Linked DNA regions of Homo sapiens: region 1 is linked to region 2. Evidence: chromatin loops called from intact Hi-C (ENCODE). Cell type or tissue: PC-3. All regions are shown on one strand. Each heading gives the region's core, and the rest is flanking DNA. Links, peaks and the distances in the headings are about the cores only. Region 1 overlaps ROBO2 (roundabout guidance receptor 2). Region 2 has its middle 220 kb from the start of LINC02077.

Region 1 (9,181 bases), core at 452-8,451, 480 kb before region 2:
GATGTTTGATGTAAAATTGGAATGACAAAAAAGAGTCAGCCATGTGAAGATCCAGGTATACAGAACAGCTTCTTTCATATATCAAAAATATTTTTTTCTTAAAATATATGACATATTAACCTTACTTTAAAATATGCAAGAGGAAAAGTGGGAGGATGCAATGGACTGAACATTTGTGTCCCACAAAATTCATGTGTTGAAATCCTAATCCCCAAGGTGATGGTGTTAGGAGGTAGAGCCTTTGGCAAGTGATTAGGCCATGAGGGCAGAGCCCTCATGAATGGGATTAGTGTCCTTATAAAAGAGGCCCAAGAAAGCTCTCTAGTCCCTTCTACCAGGTGAGGACACAGCAGAAACATGCCATCTGTGGGCCAGACAGTGGGCTCTTGCCATACTCCAAATTTGCCAGTGACTTGATTTGGATTTCCCAGCCACCAGAAGGTATAAGAGATGAATTTCTGTTGTTTATAATCTACCCAGTATAGGGTGTTTTTTTGTTATAGCAGCCCAAATGGACTGAAACAGAAGATAAAAAATAGTAAGATCAGCAGTGGTAGAGCAGTAAGACATTGAATGGTTGTTAAAGATAGGTGATGAGTACTTAGGAATCTGTGAGAATTTTCTCTCATTTTATGTACCTTTGAAAATAATAATATTAAAAGTTTTTTTGGTCTCAAATGTTTTCTCCATGAACATACTGTTTCTTCTTGATATATTCCTTATTTATTACACTAATATAAAGAACATTATGATAAATAATTCTTGAAGGGAATTGCATTCCTTATCTACTTCAGCATGACAAATTACCCCAAAGCTTAGAGGCTCAAAACAACAATAAGCATGTATTAGCCCTTACAGTTTATGTGGGTCAATAATTTGTGGTTTTAGCTTGGGAAACACCCTTAAAAAAAACCGTAAAAACTCTTATGAGATTTGAGTTAAGATGTCAGCCAAAACTACAGTTATCGAAACTGGCTTGACTAGGTGAAGGATTTGCATCAAAGGTGGTTGACTCAGAATTGACTAGTTGATGATGTTGGTTGGTGGCAGGAGGCCTTAGCTCCTCCCTGCTGGGTGTCCCCACAGGGTTGCTTGTATGTCCTTAAAATATGGTGTCTGGCTTTTTCTGAAGCAATCCAAGAGAAGGTAGAAACATGGCAGACTTGGAAATCACACACCCTTACCACACATGATTGTATTGGTCATAGATGTCAGCCCCATTCAAGGTGAGAGGGGTCTACATGAGGACATGAATACCAGGAGATGGAGATAATTGGTGGACATATTGAAGGCTAGCTGCCACAGGGAGAAACAGTATATTTGGTATTAAACAAATAATCTTGACATCATGCTCACTGAATTGATGCCCCCTCCCCAAAATAAATCCCTCATTAATTTGTTGTTTTCAACTCATAACTCACACAACTATCTTTAAACCTCTGTATCTATATTTAGTTTGTAGGGTACACACTTATATAATGATGTCTTTCTTCTGATTAGGCACTTAAATTAGCTGTATTTAATGGAATAATGATATTAAATAACTTTGTAAATCAAAAGGTGAAAATATATGCCTAGAATAAATTATCAAGACTTTGTCCAGTATAATGAGTGGTGATTATTTTCCAGTATACTCTTCAATTTATTACTGTAATAATCTTTTAAACCCATTAACAGTCAATTTGCTCTGTGATATTAAAATGTTAGCCACATTATTTGCCTGTTAATGTAGGTTAAATGTTAATTATGCTGTTGTATGGCGGCTAAGATGGTACATCCAGAAATTACACATAATATTGGTTGGTTCTTTGGCCGTCATACACTAATGTGCTTCATTATTATTGTGCTAATTTTAGTAATTTTAGTACAAACTACATAATACTCTGTGTTACTAAAACAGAACTACCCATGATATATTGCTTGCAACCAAACATTAGGCAATTTTGGCCCCATCATTTAGGAGTAGTTTACATGACTAAACAAGTAATGATTCTGTAACTCTCAAACTTGCATTTAGTGTATTTAGAATGAATTGCTTAGTATATTTTAAATATTTGTAGATCAAAATGTAATCCCTTTTAAAACAAATGTAAGTCATGCTTTTTAAGCTAAATGTACATTTAAACTTCATTAGTGTAGTGATTATAAATACAGCTATGATTATTCCTCCAGTTGTACTAATAATAGAATGGCATATCAACCTTCTCCCTGGGTCCAGTTTTATTACTCCTCATTCTACTCTTACAACTATTTTAAAATAATACTTAGCAGTATTTTGAGAAATAGGGTTTGTTTTAGTAAACTATCACTGTGTAACTTGCTGTCACAAACTTAGTGGCTTAAAACCACACTCATTTATTATTTTACATTTCTGTAGGTAAGAAGTTTAGGCTCAGCTACCTTTCTGCAGTAGGTTCACATTCCCGGAATCAAGGTGTTGGCCTTTCTAGAAATTCTACGGATGAATCTGCTTTTTAGCTCATCCAGGTTGTTGCAGGAATTCAGTGTTCTACAGTTGCAGGACTGAGATTCCCATCTTCTTGGTAGCTGTGGGCTGGGGTTAGTTCTCACCTTCTAGTGGCTGCCTGCATTCCTCATCGGATACCCACTTCCTCCATTTTCAAAGCCGGCAAAACGATCAAGTCCTTTTCAATCTTCGAATCTCTCTTAATCCCTTTCTCCTTTGTCCTTTCTCCCTTCTGGCAGAGAAGTTTCTCTCTTCTTAAGGGCCCATGTTATTAGATTGGGCCTACCTGTATAATTCAAGGAAATCTTCTTATTTTAAGGTCAGCTGGTAAGTAACCTTAATTCCAACTGCAGAGTCCCTTCACAGTAGTACCTGAGGGAGTAAATGTGGGAAAGAAATCTCCCAGCGATATCTTTGGAATTCTGCTTTCCACAGTGTTGTTGTTTGATTAGAAATTTAGAGTAATGTAACCTGAGAGAGCCCACTCAGGAGAAGTTCCATTTAAGTTTAGTTCTCAGTGACACAAGGAATCATGGAAAGATCTGGAGAAAACCAGAAAAAGACCATGCTAATTGCAAGTACACCATAAAGCTGTAAGGTTCATATTTGATTTATTCAAAGGTTCATAAAGCAAAATAGATACCACTACTAACCAAAACAATACGAATTAAATACCTCGCGTTCCAGACCTGAAATATTATAATATATATAAATAAATAAGCAGACATCATAATTTGCGCTTCCATGTTCTTAAAACATTTTTGTAGCAATTTTCCCTCTTTCCTTCCCTCTTACCGTATAATTCCCATCAGCATAGGACTATAATGTTTATTTCTGCCAGAAAAAAATAGAAGAATCTATAGTGTGTCATATCTCCCCTTATCTCTCCCTATCTATATTTTCTGCTCATAATTTGTATTTTTTTCTTAAGCCACGTCTAAAATTCAGCTCCTTTTCCCCCAAATATTCTATGCAAACTGCCCTTACGACCCACGGTGACTTTCACATTACTAATTATGATGGCCTTGTTAGAGTATTGATCTAAATAGACCCCAAATTAGGATTTGACACAGATGGTCACACTGTCATCATTGATATACTTTCTTCACTAGGCTTCCAGAACAATCAGCCTTGCATTGTTTTTCTCCTGTCTGCCTGGAAGCTCCTTCTCTCATGTATGTGTTAATTTCACCTTCTTGCCCAAATCCTTTTCTTTAGAGTGCTCCAGCTCAGGGTTTTTAGACCTCATTTTCTATCTTAAAGTACTTTCTAGGTGATCTCATCATTTCTCATGGATTTCACTACCGTCTCTAGCTTTACTCCTAAGAGTTCTACTTTTCTTCCTAAAAACTGCTCCACCCACACTTTTCTGCTCAACTAAGCCCAGGATTTTTGATTTTATACACCTTTTTTTCCTCTAATCCCTTTCCTGTGGTGAGAAAAGCTTTTACCAGACAGGGGTCCTGATCCAGATCCCAAGAGAGGGTTCTTGGATCTTGAGCAAGAACGAATTCAGGGAGAGTCCATACAGTGAAGTGAAAACAAGTTTATTAAGAAAGTAAAGGCTTTTAAAGAACGGCTACTCCACAGACAGGGCAGCCCCAAGGTCAGCTGGTTGCCCATTTTTATGGTTATTTCTTGATTATATGCTAAACAAGGGGTGGATTATTCATCCTCCCCTTTTTAGACCATGTAGGGTAACTTCCTGATGTTGCCACAGCATCTGTAAACTTTCATGGCGCTGGTGCGAGTATAACAGTGAGAACCACCAGAGGTCACTCTCATCACCATCTTGGTTTTGATGGGTTGGGACTGCCTTCTTTACCACAAGCTGTTTTATCAGCAAGGTCCTTCTGACCTTGGGTCGACCTCCTATCTCATCCTGTGACTTAGAATGACTAACTGTATGGGAATACAGCCCGGTAAGTTTCAGCCTTATTTTGCCCAGCTCCTATTCAAGATGGAGTTGCTCTTGTTCACACGCCTCTGACAAAGCTATTTGTTCTATTTTCAGAATATGTCCAGATTGCGTTCATTTCCTTTGCCACTGCCTAAAGTCAAGCAAGCACTATCTGTCACCTGAATTATGGCAAACCCCTCCTAACAAGTCTCCCTAATCCTGCCCTTGCCTTCAGGTATCAGTGCCCACCACAGCTCTGACCTCTCTCCTGTTAGTCTCTCCCCAGGGCTAAGTCCTCATTATCTTCCTTGCTTTTTCTTACAGATGCATCACCTGTTGGCTCTGCTTCATTATCTTTTCCAACAGATATTCATTTGTCTGGCTCTCTCACTTTCTTCACTTCTTCTCCCGAAAAGCTTCTTCTCGGAGAGGCCTTTCTTTACATTGCAATCCCCGCCTGCACCTGAGGTTTTGTATTCCTGTTTCCTGCCTTGCTTCTTCTTCTCACTTACCTAACATCAGCCTAGCCTCTAAATTCTGTGTGAGAAGGTATTTTTGTCTGCTTTTTTCTCACTGCCAGTGCTAGATGAGAGCCTTGAATATAATAGGTGGTCAATAAATAATACTGAGAAAAAAAGAATAAAACATGAAAGTACATTGATAGATGGTATGTTTTGGTGCTGGCTATAACATTTTGAGGTAGATAGTACAGGTATTATTTTCTTTATTTTCCAAATGAAGGCAATTATACATCTTGCCCAGGGTCACAAAACTAGTTAAGTATCAAAGATTAAACCAAAACTCAATTCTCTTGACTCCTAACCCGGTTTCCATTCCACTACAATAGGTGCTAAAAATACAATGTTGTCTGTTCTTGGGAGCTACAGTACAGCATCCCTCAAGAACCTGGAAATAAAGAAATAAGATTGCCTTCTGAGAGTCACACTATGAAATCGACGTGTAATGAGTCACTTACCTTAAAGAGCTAGAAATGCTTTTAAGCCAAAGGGACCATTACTGATTAAATGGTTTAACATTTCCAAAGAAAGAACATTTTAATAAGAAAAGGCAGACATAGAGGCACTTCAAGAGGATACTCCAAAGCGAAAGTTGGGCACGTGAATCCTAGGGGCTGGAGTCTAAGCCAGTGAATTATGAGAATTCCAGAACTTCCTGGGTTCACAGATACATCAGACTCTGTTAGTTAATGACAATAAACATTGGATTCATCTGACCAACTCACTTTTTTTCAGAGAGGCCTTTCTTTGTCACCCCACTTTATATTGCAATCGTGATCACAAAACAGCCTTATGATTAATAATTAATTTTCCATGCAGCTCTGCCTGTCTATAGAAGAAAAATCCCTTCTAATATGTACTTCCAGCAGTCTGGTCCCGATGTTAGTTATTTCTTATTGAAAGTTAGTTGACCTTCTGATTGCAGTATGGCTTTTGTAAAGCTTACTTTTGGAAGAAAAGACATCCTGATTTCACTGACACCTGTACGTCCCTGCGATTGGTACATTAAAAAAAAATATATATATGTACACACACACATTCATATATATATAATATATATATATACATATGCCGTGTGCAGTGGCTCATGCCTGTAATCTCAGCACTTTGGGAGACTGAGGCAGGAGGATCGCTTGAGCCCAGGAGTTCAAGACCAGCCTGGGCAACATAGCTATTAACCCAGGTAATTTTGGGAGGCTGAGGTGGGAGGATTGCTTGAGCCCAGGAGGTTGAGGCTGCAGTGAGCCGTGATAGTGTCTCTGCACTCCAGCTTGGGTGACAATGTGGGACCCTGTCTTGAAGTAAATATACACTGAATTGTGATTTTATGTATCAATCTCCCTTACTTGGTTAATTGAATGTGAGTCTCTTCTGCACCTCCCTCACTTCCACTGAATATGGAGATGCTCTTAACATTTCAGTGTGAAACAAAATCAACCACTCCAGAACTTCCTAGTATCATTCTGTACTCGAAGTGCTGCACAAAAGCAGGCTCTGAAGGAGGCTCCTAAATTAGAGACGAAGGACAGACTTTTTTTTCTTGTATAGAGTCTTAACAGAAGGTGTCAGGTGAAATTCAGCATTTTAGGGAATAGTGGGTCAAGGATAATTCTGGGTTTTCATAGAAGGAAGGAATCCTCTTGCAGAGTAGCTGCCATTGTTTTGGCAACTTAGATTTTTATCAAGAGGCAATGGGAGGGGCACTTGTCGTTAAGGTCACTTGCAAGAGGAAGCCCAGAGGAACAGCTACACGGAACTGGACACAAGAGAGGCCCAGAAGAGGAGTCTCAGTCTTTGGTTGTCTCTCAACAGAAGCAAATTAGGTTTCTAAATCAGCCAGCCAGAGAACTAAACACACACTTGGTGGCTTTCTGATTTATCAAGCACAGCTGGTCACAAATTATTTTTAATGCTTGCATGTATGCATTTCTATATGTGTCAATAAGTTATGCTTTGGTGGTTTCTCCCTTTTAAAGTCTTGAATAATAGTTAACAAAGCACTCAGGGAAAATATTTTATTTCTAGCAAGAAAGCTTCCTTCCTTCCTATTTGTTTGTTTTACTCCTGACTTGTCTTTTTAAATTATTTCACCTTGGAAGATAAATCTTAGGGAAGTTTATTGTGACAACCTCAAAATTCTGTTGTACTATAGTCAGATCTCGAATAAATAATTAATTTTAGGGAAAAAAAAGAGCGACATAAACATATCAAAACATACTGGCATTGTGATGGCATAAGAACACCTGAATTTAAGTCTGAGAGTTAACAATTCCTCTTTAACATCAAGATATCACTCAGTTACCACAGAAATGAAAAATGAGCCATTGAAGGTGAATAGACAATGAGTGGCATGACTTTTATGTTGGGCAGGAAACAAATTATGATGGCAGGTGAAGATATTGATCATGAGAATGAGAAAGGGTAGCTCCAAGCCCAGGAACTGGGATCGGCAAAAATGAAGGAAAAAACTGAGATAAAGGGTTCCTTGGTTGAGAATCGTAAGGTGCCTCACTACAGTCACCAGGTATATTTTCCCTTAACAAAGTGGCAGAGTCATCTACGTTGAAATACAAGGAGGTACCTCCTTAGACATCAAGAAGGTCTCATTTATCAGCAAGTAGAATGGAGGATCATTGTCATAATTAACCAGGTTCTCTAATCAGCCTAAAGCTGTTGAGAGTGAATTAGGAAGCACTTGTTATATTAACATTCTAAGTGGAAAGAGCACAACAATATAATCTGGGGTCTCCAACAATAAGAGTCGCAGGTTTTTTTGTCCTTGCGATAGGACAAAAAACCAAACACCTCATGTTCTCACTCATAGGTGAGAAGTGAACAATGAGAACACATGGACACAGGAAGGGGAACATCATACTCTGGGGACTGTTGTGGAGTGGGGGCAGGGGGGAGGGTGAGCATTAGGAGATATACCTAATGCTAAATGACGAGTTAATGGGTGCAGCACATCAACATGGAACATGCATACATATGTAACAAACCTGCACATTGTGCACATGTACCCTAGAACTTAAAGTATAATAATAATAAAATTAAAAAAAAAAAGAGTCGCAGGTATCAGCATTTTACTCTAGCATTCTAGAGGACCTTATTTTAAACTCGGTGCAAACCACTACAGAAACACATAATGAATGATTTATGCTCTCTCTTTTTTTTTCTGAAAAAAAAATAAAAATAAAAAAAGGCCTAGGATTTGAACATGTAGGCAGGAGTGACTATAGAAGTGTTGTCAAAACTCTTGACTCCAGGAGTAATGACAAGGGCTTCTTTACAATTCGTGCATCATTCTATTTCGTGGAAGATATTCTCATGCAGGTGGTCTGACATCCTGTGTCTATACACAGCAGCATCAGCCCAGAGAGAGACATCAGTTTTTACACAAAACAGCGATATTTTTTTTTCCCAGAGTCTAAAGTCAATGACATCCTGATGGGAGAATTGCAAGGCTACGACATGCTTTTCTTGTTCATTTGGTAAGCCATGAAGAAATTAGAACATGATTTTTTTTTTCCAATAGAAGAAAACTATGACACAGAATGAATAGTCTCAAAAAAGTTCAAAACTTTTGTTTTGTAAAAAATGGTCATATTATTGTCTTCATCTTAGTTTTTTGCCTTCACCTTATTTTTCGGAGTGTTCAACCTTAGCAACATCAAAGTCATCAACTGAAAAGTCACCAGTGGGAATGAAGTCTTTCTATTGAGTTGATCTTCTGTTAGTTCACTGTAGACCCCAGATGTGGGAAGTTACTTCTCTCTGTGACAAGACGGCTAGAGAGAGCATTCAGGAAAATGCAGATGGCGAGTATTTCTTGATTTAAACAGCTCATTTCACATGGTCCATCACATAATCCTTTTAAATAAAGTAGTTTGTCTCAATAGACTTATTAATCTTATTGGTCATGTGCTACCTGTGTTTGATTGAATCTCAGTGTTTACAACTTATCCACAGAATTATTTTTAGAATTGTTCTTTTAAATTCTATGATGAAGGAATAAATTCTTAATGGCTTAAACTTTTTCATAGTTTAAAAATTTATTTTTAAAAATGTTACTCTTACAACCAACCCCCTTTATGAACCTGGTGCTCAAATGAATATTGTAACTTTGTAGTCTCTCTAAGAAGTTTTCAAAGCTGTACATTGAACCAGATGATATATTTCTGCGATGTGGGCCACCCAAACATTTGGGGTGCTGTCAATAGTGTAAAAGATTTGAGCAATTACTGCTACTTCTAAAAAGGTGAATTATATCACCGTTCCTTGTTTTAGATAAAGCAT
Region 2 (9,181 bases), core at 639-8,638:
ACTGTTTTATTTAATTATTTGTTAAATTCCAACTTTTATATTAGACTCAGTGGGTACAAGTGCAGATTTGTTACAGGGGTATATTACATGATGCTGAGGTTTGGGATACACTGATTCCCTTACCCAGGTAGTGAGCATAGTACCTAACAGTTAGCTTTTCAACACGTATCTCCTTCCCTCTCCCCCGACTCTAGTAGTCCCAGTGTCTATTATTACCATCTTTATGTCCATGTGTACCCAATGCTTAGCTCCCACTTAAAAGAGAGAACATGTGGCATTTGGTTTTCTGTTCCTGTGTTAATTTACTTAGGATAATTGCCTCCAGTCACATTATATTGCTGCAGAGGACATTATTTCATTATTTTTATGACCGTACAATATTCCATGGTGGATATATACCACATTTTCTTTATCCATTCCACCGCTGGTAGCATTTTGGTTGATTCCAGGTCTTTGCTATTGTGAATAGTGCTTCAATGAACATACAAGTGCATGTATCTTTTTGGTCAAATGATTTATTTTCTTTGGGATATATACACAGTAATTAAATTCTGGGTTGAATGGCAGTCATGTTTTAAGTTGAGAAGTCTCCAGACTGCTCTCCACAGTGACTGGACTAATTTACATTCTTACCAACAGCATATTTACATTCTTACCAACAGCGTTCTGATTTCTCCTCAGCCTCACCAGCATCTGTTGTTTTTTGATCTTTTAATAGTATCCATTTTGACTGCTGTTAGATGGTATATCATTGTGGTTTTGATTTGCATTCTCTGATGATTAGTAATGTTTATCATTTTCCCAAATGTTTGTTGGCTGCCTGTATGTCATTTGAAAAGTGTCTTTTTATGACTTTTGCCCAGTTTTTAATAAGGTTATTTGATTTTAGCTTCTTGAATTGGTTAAATTATGTATAGATTCCAGTTATTAAACCTTAGATGCATAGCTTGTGAACATTTTCTTTCATTCTGTAGGCTGTTTACTCTGATGATGGTTTCTTTTGCTGTGCAGAAACACTTTAGTATAATTAGATCCCACTTGTATATTTTGTTTTTATTGCAATTGCTTTTGGGGATTTAGCCAAAATTTTTTTGTCAAAGTCAATGTCAAGCAGAAAAATTCCTAGGTTGTCTTCTAGGAGTTTTATAGTTTGAGGTCTTACATTTAAATCTTTCATCCACTTTGAGTTAATTTTTGTATATAGTATGGTGAAAGGTAGGGGTCCAGCTTTGATCTTCTTCATATAGCTAGCCAGTTACCATTTATTGAATAGGGAGTTCTCTTCCCATTGCTTGTTTTTCTTGGTCTTGTTGAAGATCAGATGGTCATAGGTGTGCAGCCTTATTCCTGAGTTTTCTATTCTGTTCCATTGGCTATGTGTCTGTTTTCTATTCTGTTCCATTGGCTATGTGTCTGTTTTTGTACCATTACCATGCTGTTTTGGTTCCTGTAGCTTTATAGTATAATTTAAAGTTAGGTAGTGTGATGCCTCCAGCTTTGTTCTTTTTGCTTAGGATTGCTTTGGCTATTCAGGCTCTTTTCAGTTTCACATGAATTTTAGAATAGTTTTTTCCTAATTCTGTGAAGAATGACACTGGCAATCTGATAAGCGTAGCACTGAATTTGTAAATTGCTTTGGGAAGTATGGGCATTCTAACAATATTGATTCTTTCAATCCATGAACATGGAATGTTTTTCCACTTTTTTGTGTCATGTCTGATTTGTTTCAGCAGTGTTTTGTAGTCTTCCTTTGAGAAATCTTTCACTTCTTTGATTAGCTATATTCCTAGGTATTTCATTTTCCTTTTGGCTACTCTAAGTGGGATTATGTTCTTGATTTCACTCTCAGCCTTGATGTTGTTGGTATAGAAATGCTACTGATTTTTGTACATTGATTTATTTCCTTTATTAAAGTCGTTTGTCAGTTCTAGGAGCCTTTTGGCAGGGTCTTCAGGGTTTTCAAGGTATAAAATCATATTATTTCTTTATTTCGCCTGATTGCTTTGGCTGTGACTTCCAGTCCTATGTTAAGTAGGAGTGGTGAGAGTGGGCATCCTTGTCTTTTTCCAATTTCAAGGGGAATGCTTCCAGCTTTTGCCCATTCAGTATGATGTTGGCCGTAGTTTTGTTGTAGATTATTCCTATTATTTTTAGGTATGTTAATTCAATGCCTAGCCTGTTGTGAGTTTCTATTTTGCAGGGATATTGGATTTTATAGAAATATTTTTGTGCATCTACTGATATTATCATAGGTTTTTTGCTTTAAATTTTGCTTAAGTGGTGAATCACATTTATTGATTTGTGTATTTTGAACCAGCCGTGCATCCCAGAAATAAAGCCTACTCGACTGCGTTGTATTAACTCTTTGACGTGCTGCTGGATGCAGTTTGATACTATTTTGTTGAGGATTTTTCTGTCTATGTTCATCAAAGATATTGGCCTGAAGTTTTCTTTTTTGGTTGTGTCTCTGTCACGAAATATGACAGAACGCATGTTTTCTGGTTGTTGTGTGAAGTGTTCTGTGAATGTCTACTAGATCCATCTGGTCAGGTGTTATGTTTAAGTCCAGAGTTTCTTTGTTAGTTTTCTGCCTCACTAATCTTTAATGCTGTCAGTGGGGTGCTGAAGTCTTCCACTATCATTGTGTGGCTAAGTCTTTTTGTAGATCAAGAAGAAGCTGTTTTATGAAATTGCGTAGTCCAATGTTGGGTGCATGTGTATTTAGGATAGTTAAGTTTTCTTGTTGGATTGTACCCTTTATCATTATGTAATGCCCTTCTTTGTTTTCTTAATTGTTAGAGGTTTAAAGTCTGTTTTATCTAACGTAAGAATAGTGACTCCTGCTCTTTTTGTTTTTTTTTTTTTTAGAGGATAGATCTTTTTTTTCAACATTTACTTTGAGCCTCTGAGATCATTACATGTGAGATGGATCTTTTGAAGATAGCAGATAGTTGGGTCTTGTCTTTTATCCAGCTTGCCACTCTATGTCTTTTACACGAAGCCACTTGTCCATTTAAATTCAAACTTAGTTTTAATAAATGAGATATTGATCCTGTCATCATGTTTTTAGCTGGTTGTTATGCAGACTTGGTTGTGTAGTTTCTCAATAGTGTCTGTGAACTATGTGCTTACGTGAGTATTTGTGGCAGCAGGTTTCAAATTTCTTTTGATTCCATGTTTAACAGTCCCTTGAGGACCTCTAGTAAGCCTGGTCTAGTGGAAACAAATTCCCTTAACATTTGCTTGCCTGGAAGGATTTTATTTCTCTTTCACTTATGAAGCTTAGTTTGGCAGGGTATGAAATTCTTCTTTGGGATTTCTTTTCTTTAAGGATGCTGAAAATAGGTCCCCAGTGTCTTCTGGCTTGTAAAGTTTCTGCTGAAAGGTTCACTGCCAGTCTGATGAGGTTCCCTTTGTACATCACCTGATCCTTCTCTAGCTGCCTTTAAGAGTTTTTCTTTGCATTGATCTCGGTGAATCTGATGACTATGTGTTTTGGGGATGGTCATCTTCTACAGTATCTAGGAGGGGTTCTCTATATTTCTTGAATTTACCCCTCAATCTCTCCTATGAGATTAGGGAGATTTTTTTTTGGGTGGACTGTATCCTAAAATATATTTTCCAAGTTATTCTCTCTCCTTCTTTTTCAGGGATGCTAGTGAGTCACAAAATTGGTATCTTAATATAATCCCATATTTATTGGAGATTTTGTTCATTTTGTAAAAAAAATTTATCTTTGTCTGCTTGAGTTGATTTGAGCTTCTGGTTGGTCTTTGAGCTTTAAGATTCTTTCCTTGGATTGGTCTATTCTGCTGTTAATACTTCTGATTTTATTCTGAAATTCTTGTAGTGAGTATTTCAGCTCAAGAAGTTTAGTTTGGGTCTTTCTTAAAACGACTATTTTGTTTTTCAACTCTTGAATTGTTTTATTGGATTGCTTGCCTTCCTTGGATTGGGTTTCAACTTTCTTCTAGATCTTGTTGAGCTTCCTTGCCATCCAGATTCTGAATTCCATGTCTGCCATTTCAGTAATTTCAGACTAAGAACCCACTGCTGCGGAGCTAGTGGGCTCATTTTTGAGGTAAGGGGATACTCTGGCATTTTGAATTGCCAGAGTTCTTGTGCTGATTTTTTCTCTTCTGTAGGGGGTGGGGGGGATTGTTTCCTTTAACTGTGGCACAAACTGAGTATAGTCAGCTAGTTTCATTCTGGAAGTTTTCAAAGAAATATTGTTTCTTTGCATGCTGTTACATTCTTGCTTTTGGTTTTGCAGGAGAGTGAATTAGCAATTTTTTTTTTATGCCATAGGTTGGGCTGTGATCCACTAGATGATGCCTGAGAGCAATGGACAGTAAATAGGCTCTTACTCAGCCATGTGGCTCCTTTGTGTATCCTCATCTTTGCAGCTGTGCTTTGTGGTGTGAAGTGGAGAGAGGTGACTCCTCCATTACTTCCACTCCTGGGCCTTGGGGGAGCTACCTCTGATCACTAACATTGTGCCCATGTTTTGTTGTTTTTGTTGTTAGGTGTTTTAGGCCATGCGACTCCCTCAGACAGTGGTTCAGCTGGGAGAGATTGGCCACACGCTTACCAGAACAGCCCTGTGGAGAGAGGCATGCCCAGTTCCCACACCAGCCCATGAACCTGTGTGACTCACTCCTCTCAGTTTTCTGAGAATGTGAGTTTCTCCACTCAAGTGCTGGGAACAGATCCTGGTTTGGCACTCCAGAGATATGAGTCACAGCCTTGGGGCACCAGGATCTGCTCATGGCTTCCTCCTCTGAACTCTCAGAGTTGGGTTCCAGGTGCATGGGAGATCTGAGGGGCTTCCAGGCTGCTGGAATGCACTGAGGTGGAGCCAAACACCCAGGCTGGGCAGCAGAGGCTGCACTGTGTACACACACCTGTGAGGCAGCCAGCCAGGAGCACTGGGAGGGGCTGGCAGGCAGGCCTGCAAGACAGATGTGCCCTAGTCCTGTGGGTAATTTGGCCCTGCTTTCTCCTGTTCTGGTGGTGAGCTAGGGCCAGAGCCTCTCAGAGGGAGATGGGCAGCCATGGAGGTTGGGCGTCTATGGCCAGGCTCCATCAGAGCTATCCTGTGCACAAAAGTCCCTGGCTCCATGCCTACTCAAGCCCATCTCCGTGTAATCTCTGGGGAGATCCTCCTTCAAGCTCAAACGTTTTTTGAGGGAGTGGCATCCCCTGTAGCTAAGATCCCAGAGGTTTATATCAAGAGTCAGTTACCTGGTCCCTACACTCATTCTTTCCCCAGGGGCTGTTCAGGGCTGGGAGCAAGCCCTAGTGTTCAGGCACCTCACACAGAGTTACCAGCTTCCTCTCTCTTCAGCTTCAGCATCTGCATCTCCATCCACGTTTGGTGTTTTCTCTCTGAAGATCTGTTCAAATTACATTGGTTTAGTTGAAATCCTGGTTTGTCTAAGTGGGAGTGGCACTTCCCAGCTGTGTCTGGTTGCCTATCTTGAAACTCCCCCATATGAATTTTAGAATAGTTTTATTTAATTCTTTGAAAAATGATGTTGGCAGTTTGACAGAAATAGCATCGAATCTGTCGGTTACATTGGGCAGTATGGCTATTTTAATAATATTGGTTCTTCCAATCCATGAGCATGGAATGTTTTTCCATTTGTTTGTGTCATGTCTTATTTCTTTCAGTAGTGTTTTGCAGTTCTCTTTGGAAAGATCTTTTACCTCTTGGGTTAGATGTATTCCTATGTATTTTACTTTTTTCCTGGTTATTTTAAGTGGGATTGTTTCTTTGATTTGGCTTACAGCCTGAACATTATTGGTGAATAGAAATGCTACAGATTTTGTATATTGATTTTGTATTTGAAACTTTACTGAAGTCTTCTTTATCAGCTCACAGAGCCTTTTGGTGGAGCCTTTAGCGTTTTCTAGGTATAAATCATATTGTCGGCAAACAGAGATAGTTTCAGTTCTTTTTCTATTAGGATGCCTTTTTTTTCCCTTACCTGATTGCTCTGGGTAGGACTCTGTAATTTATTTTTGATGTATTATCTCATCACAGATTGTAATCTTCTAAAGGGCAGGGATAGAAAATATTTTTTCTTTTCTTGATATACCAGCTTCATAAGGAACTGAAGAAATGTAGTAACATTGACAGAAATAACCCATTCACACGGCCTCTTATCATAATGATTAAAAACAAATATACCAGAAACTTCTATGTTTCATGCAACCATATTGTCAAAGAAATCACAATCCTTTGCCTCAACGAGGTATGACACTTAAATTTACAAAGGAATCTCTGGGCCTTTGAAATTGCAATGGTAAGAAGTGAGCCATGCATACAGGACAGCCCCCAAGAAAGTCACACTGTTCAGTGCTCATCTCAGATATGGCAAGAGATCTTAGGCAAGCAGAATTCTCCCAGGATCTCCTGGATCCTGAGAGCCAGGCCCTCTGAGGAAAATGAATAGGGGATTGCCTATCCAAGAAATCACTCAGGGACCCTCAGACTGGCTAATGAAGGAACATATTCCACTGCTGGAGCCAGACCTCAGGCGATTTCTATTAGGTGACATTTGACTACTATGTTTTTCTTATTCTCCTCTGAAAGCATTGAGTCTATAGGTCCCAGAAGCCACACCTAGACATGATATTCACCTACCTGCATGTAATGCAGAGATCCTGGGCCTTGAGCTCTAAGCAGAAACTGTATGAGACCTTGTGATTGCTTCCTTTAAGGGAAGGTTATCTTTCTTCTATATGTAGGTGGGAAAAAATGTGTATATTGTTTTTTGGGTGGGCAAAAAAGACAGTTGTTTGTCTACCCAATATTTATTCTCCTTTTCTTACCAATATAACCCTGTGCATTGTGCACAGATGAAGGTAAAGGCGGAACAAATTGACACTTAAACAGATGTTGTGTGGGTATTCGAGGTAAATATTTCACCCCCCTCCCTGCATTTTCCTTTATACTGTTTAAAGTGTGAATATGGTAGTATGTTGGCAGGCCCCAAACCACCCTCAGATTATTCGATTTGCTAGAACGACTCACAGAATTTAGAAGTTCATATTTTCATGCTTATGATTTATTACAGCAAAATGATACTATGCAAAATCAGCAAAAGGAAAAGGTGTGTGGGACTAAGTCTGAAAACAACCAGTCTCAAGGTTCCAATATTTCTCTCTGGGTGGAGTTGCACAAGATGTGCTTAATTTCTCTAGAAAAAAAAATGTGTAAAGTGTTTTCTATCAGAGAAACTCACCTGTGCCTGAACCTAAGAGTCCAGAGTTTTCATTAGGGGTTGAGCATGTACGCATTCAATGCCTCTAGGACTTCCATAGTCTCTCCAGATCCCCCAAAGAAAAGCAGGTGTTTAGCATAAATTACTTGGTTTGTACAGTTTATCTAGAAAAACTGGTACAGTGTAGTTAAAGGCAAAAAAACCCCAGCAGAAACAGTCATTAGTTAGAACAAGGAGCTCAATTTCCAGGAGAAGCCAATGGGGCCAGTCCAATCATAAAGACAGGTTTAGTATAGGGATGTGCACAGTTTGAGCAACGCAGAACAACCAGGTTAACTCTTCCCTGGAAGATGGCTGATGCATTAGCAGCCACTTTGTGATTTGGGGAATGGAAACTGAGGGTAACTGAGATGTCTTTCTGGATCCACCCATCCAGTCTGAGCCTGGCTAACTTTTCAAATTGTGTGTCTGCATGTGTGTGTCTGTGTGTGTGTGTGTGTGTGTGTGTGTGTGAGATAGGACAGAGAGAGAGAGACAGAGGGAAAGAGAGAGTCCTACCTGTACACCAAAGCTGCTAGTAATACTAGTCTCTGTTACCATTGACTAGATCCAATTATTAACTGACACTGAAGTGAGTGCTTATGCTATCTCATTTCCTCAGTTTAAAAATAACAAGAATAAAATATTATTTGAGTAAGGTTTTAGTCATTGATAATTATGACATAATTACAATTAAAGACATATTTGAATCTTCTAGGAGGCATTCCAGCAGGATGATCTCTAGGGCTCACTACCACTTGCTTTAAGTTGTGATAGTTCAACAAAGAGGTCAGGAGTTATTTTGTAAGGAATCTTGAAGAGCTCTAAATTTCAATTTTCTTTATGGACCAAGGTTAGCTAATGACAATTTCAGGTAAAGAGAAATAAAAAATTATGTTTATATGATTCTGAATGCCAGCTTTGCCAGTGTTCTCTTCTCTTCTCCCTTCTCTTTTCTTTTTTTCCTCTGTCCCGTGTCCTTCTTCATTACATCCCTCAAGTGCTTAGATTTTTCTTTCTTCAGAGAGCTCTGATGACCACAGCAATGACTTGTCTGTACCACTGTCTCTTTAATACTGCTGGAATTTAAGGCAAATATAAAATGCACTGTCCAATGGACCATTCATATCTTACTTCTTGTTTCTTAGACTGTGCTGTAAGAGTTGGATCATTATGAGTATCAACTCAAATGACATCGGGAGTAAATTGAGAGACAAAAGAGTAATGAAGTTAGAACCTCTTTGGGAGCTGTCTTGACAGGATAGTCAGAGGTTGCAAGCTACGTTACACAATTTTTGAAAGGAAGTCTATAAATATATTATTTTAAAAAATAAACTGAATTATTACACATGATAACAGCAATCTACATCATGCATCAATGTAAATATATTATATTCTATTTTAGTGATGCTTCTAATTTTAACTTCCATGAAAATTATTTCTAAGGTTTATGGAGTTTTCCTTTTTGAAAAACTCTTCTGATTTTGATTATTTTTTCTAACTTTTTTTGCTTCAAGTGTGTGTTCTTGAATATCACCAAGTTTGATTTTGGGGGAGAGGGTGGAAAATTTCCTCCTAAATTACGGAAAAGTAAAAAGAATAGCCTTACATTTTCCATTAGTTGAATATTATGTACAAAGTACCGTTACCATACAATATCTTTTATGTTAAAGCTCTACTGTGATATAATGGATAGATTTTCATCTGTAAGTCTCAGAAATATTTCACTATTGCGTCTAATATCTAAAACAACAACAACAACAACAACAAAACCTTCTTGTATCTAAACAATAGATATTCCAAAGATATAAACTAATAGTAATAAAAAAAAAACAGAGCTTAGCAAATGAAGGTACTTAATAAATGTGTTTAAATGAATGAAGAACCAGGTGGTTGAGACACTGTACCTCCAA

The links. A loop is a pair of places that touch in the nucleus more often than their neighbours do. Peaks named below come from ENCODE experiments on the same cell type or tissue, not always from the same donor. Only the 100,000 strongest peaks of a DNase experiment are listed, where the experiment ranks them.
Region 1: a loop joins it to region 2, with 2.4 times the contacts of the local background. A loop is called at or near these places in 3 of 110 quality-filtered maps.

What each region holds. Positions count from the first base shown.
Region 1 is chr3:77,344,173-77,353,353 of GRCh38, forward strand. The region is part of intron 2 of ROBO2 (roundabout guidance receptor 2); the gene reads left to right. Among named protein-coding and RNA genes, the nearest start is that of ROBO2, 310 kb to the left of the region's middle. In PC-3, for the core only: CTCF peaks have their summits at 4,239 (motif pointing right) and 4,439; a DNase peak (open chromatin) is centred at 4,229.
Region 2 is chr3:77,820,820-77,830,000 of GRCh38, forward strand. No RefSeq gene overlaps it. Among named protein-coding and RNA genes, the nearest start is that of LINC02077, 220 kb to the right of the region's middle. In PC-3, for the core only: a CTCF peak has its summit at 4,333; a DNase peak (open chromatin) is centred at 4,752; H3K27ac peaks cover 3,490 bases.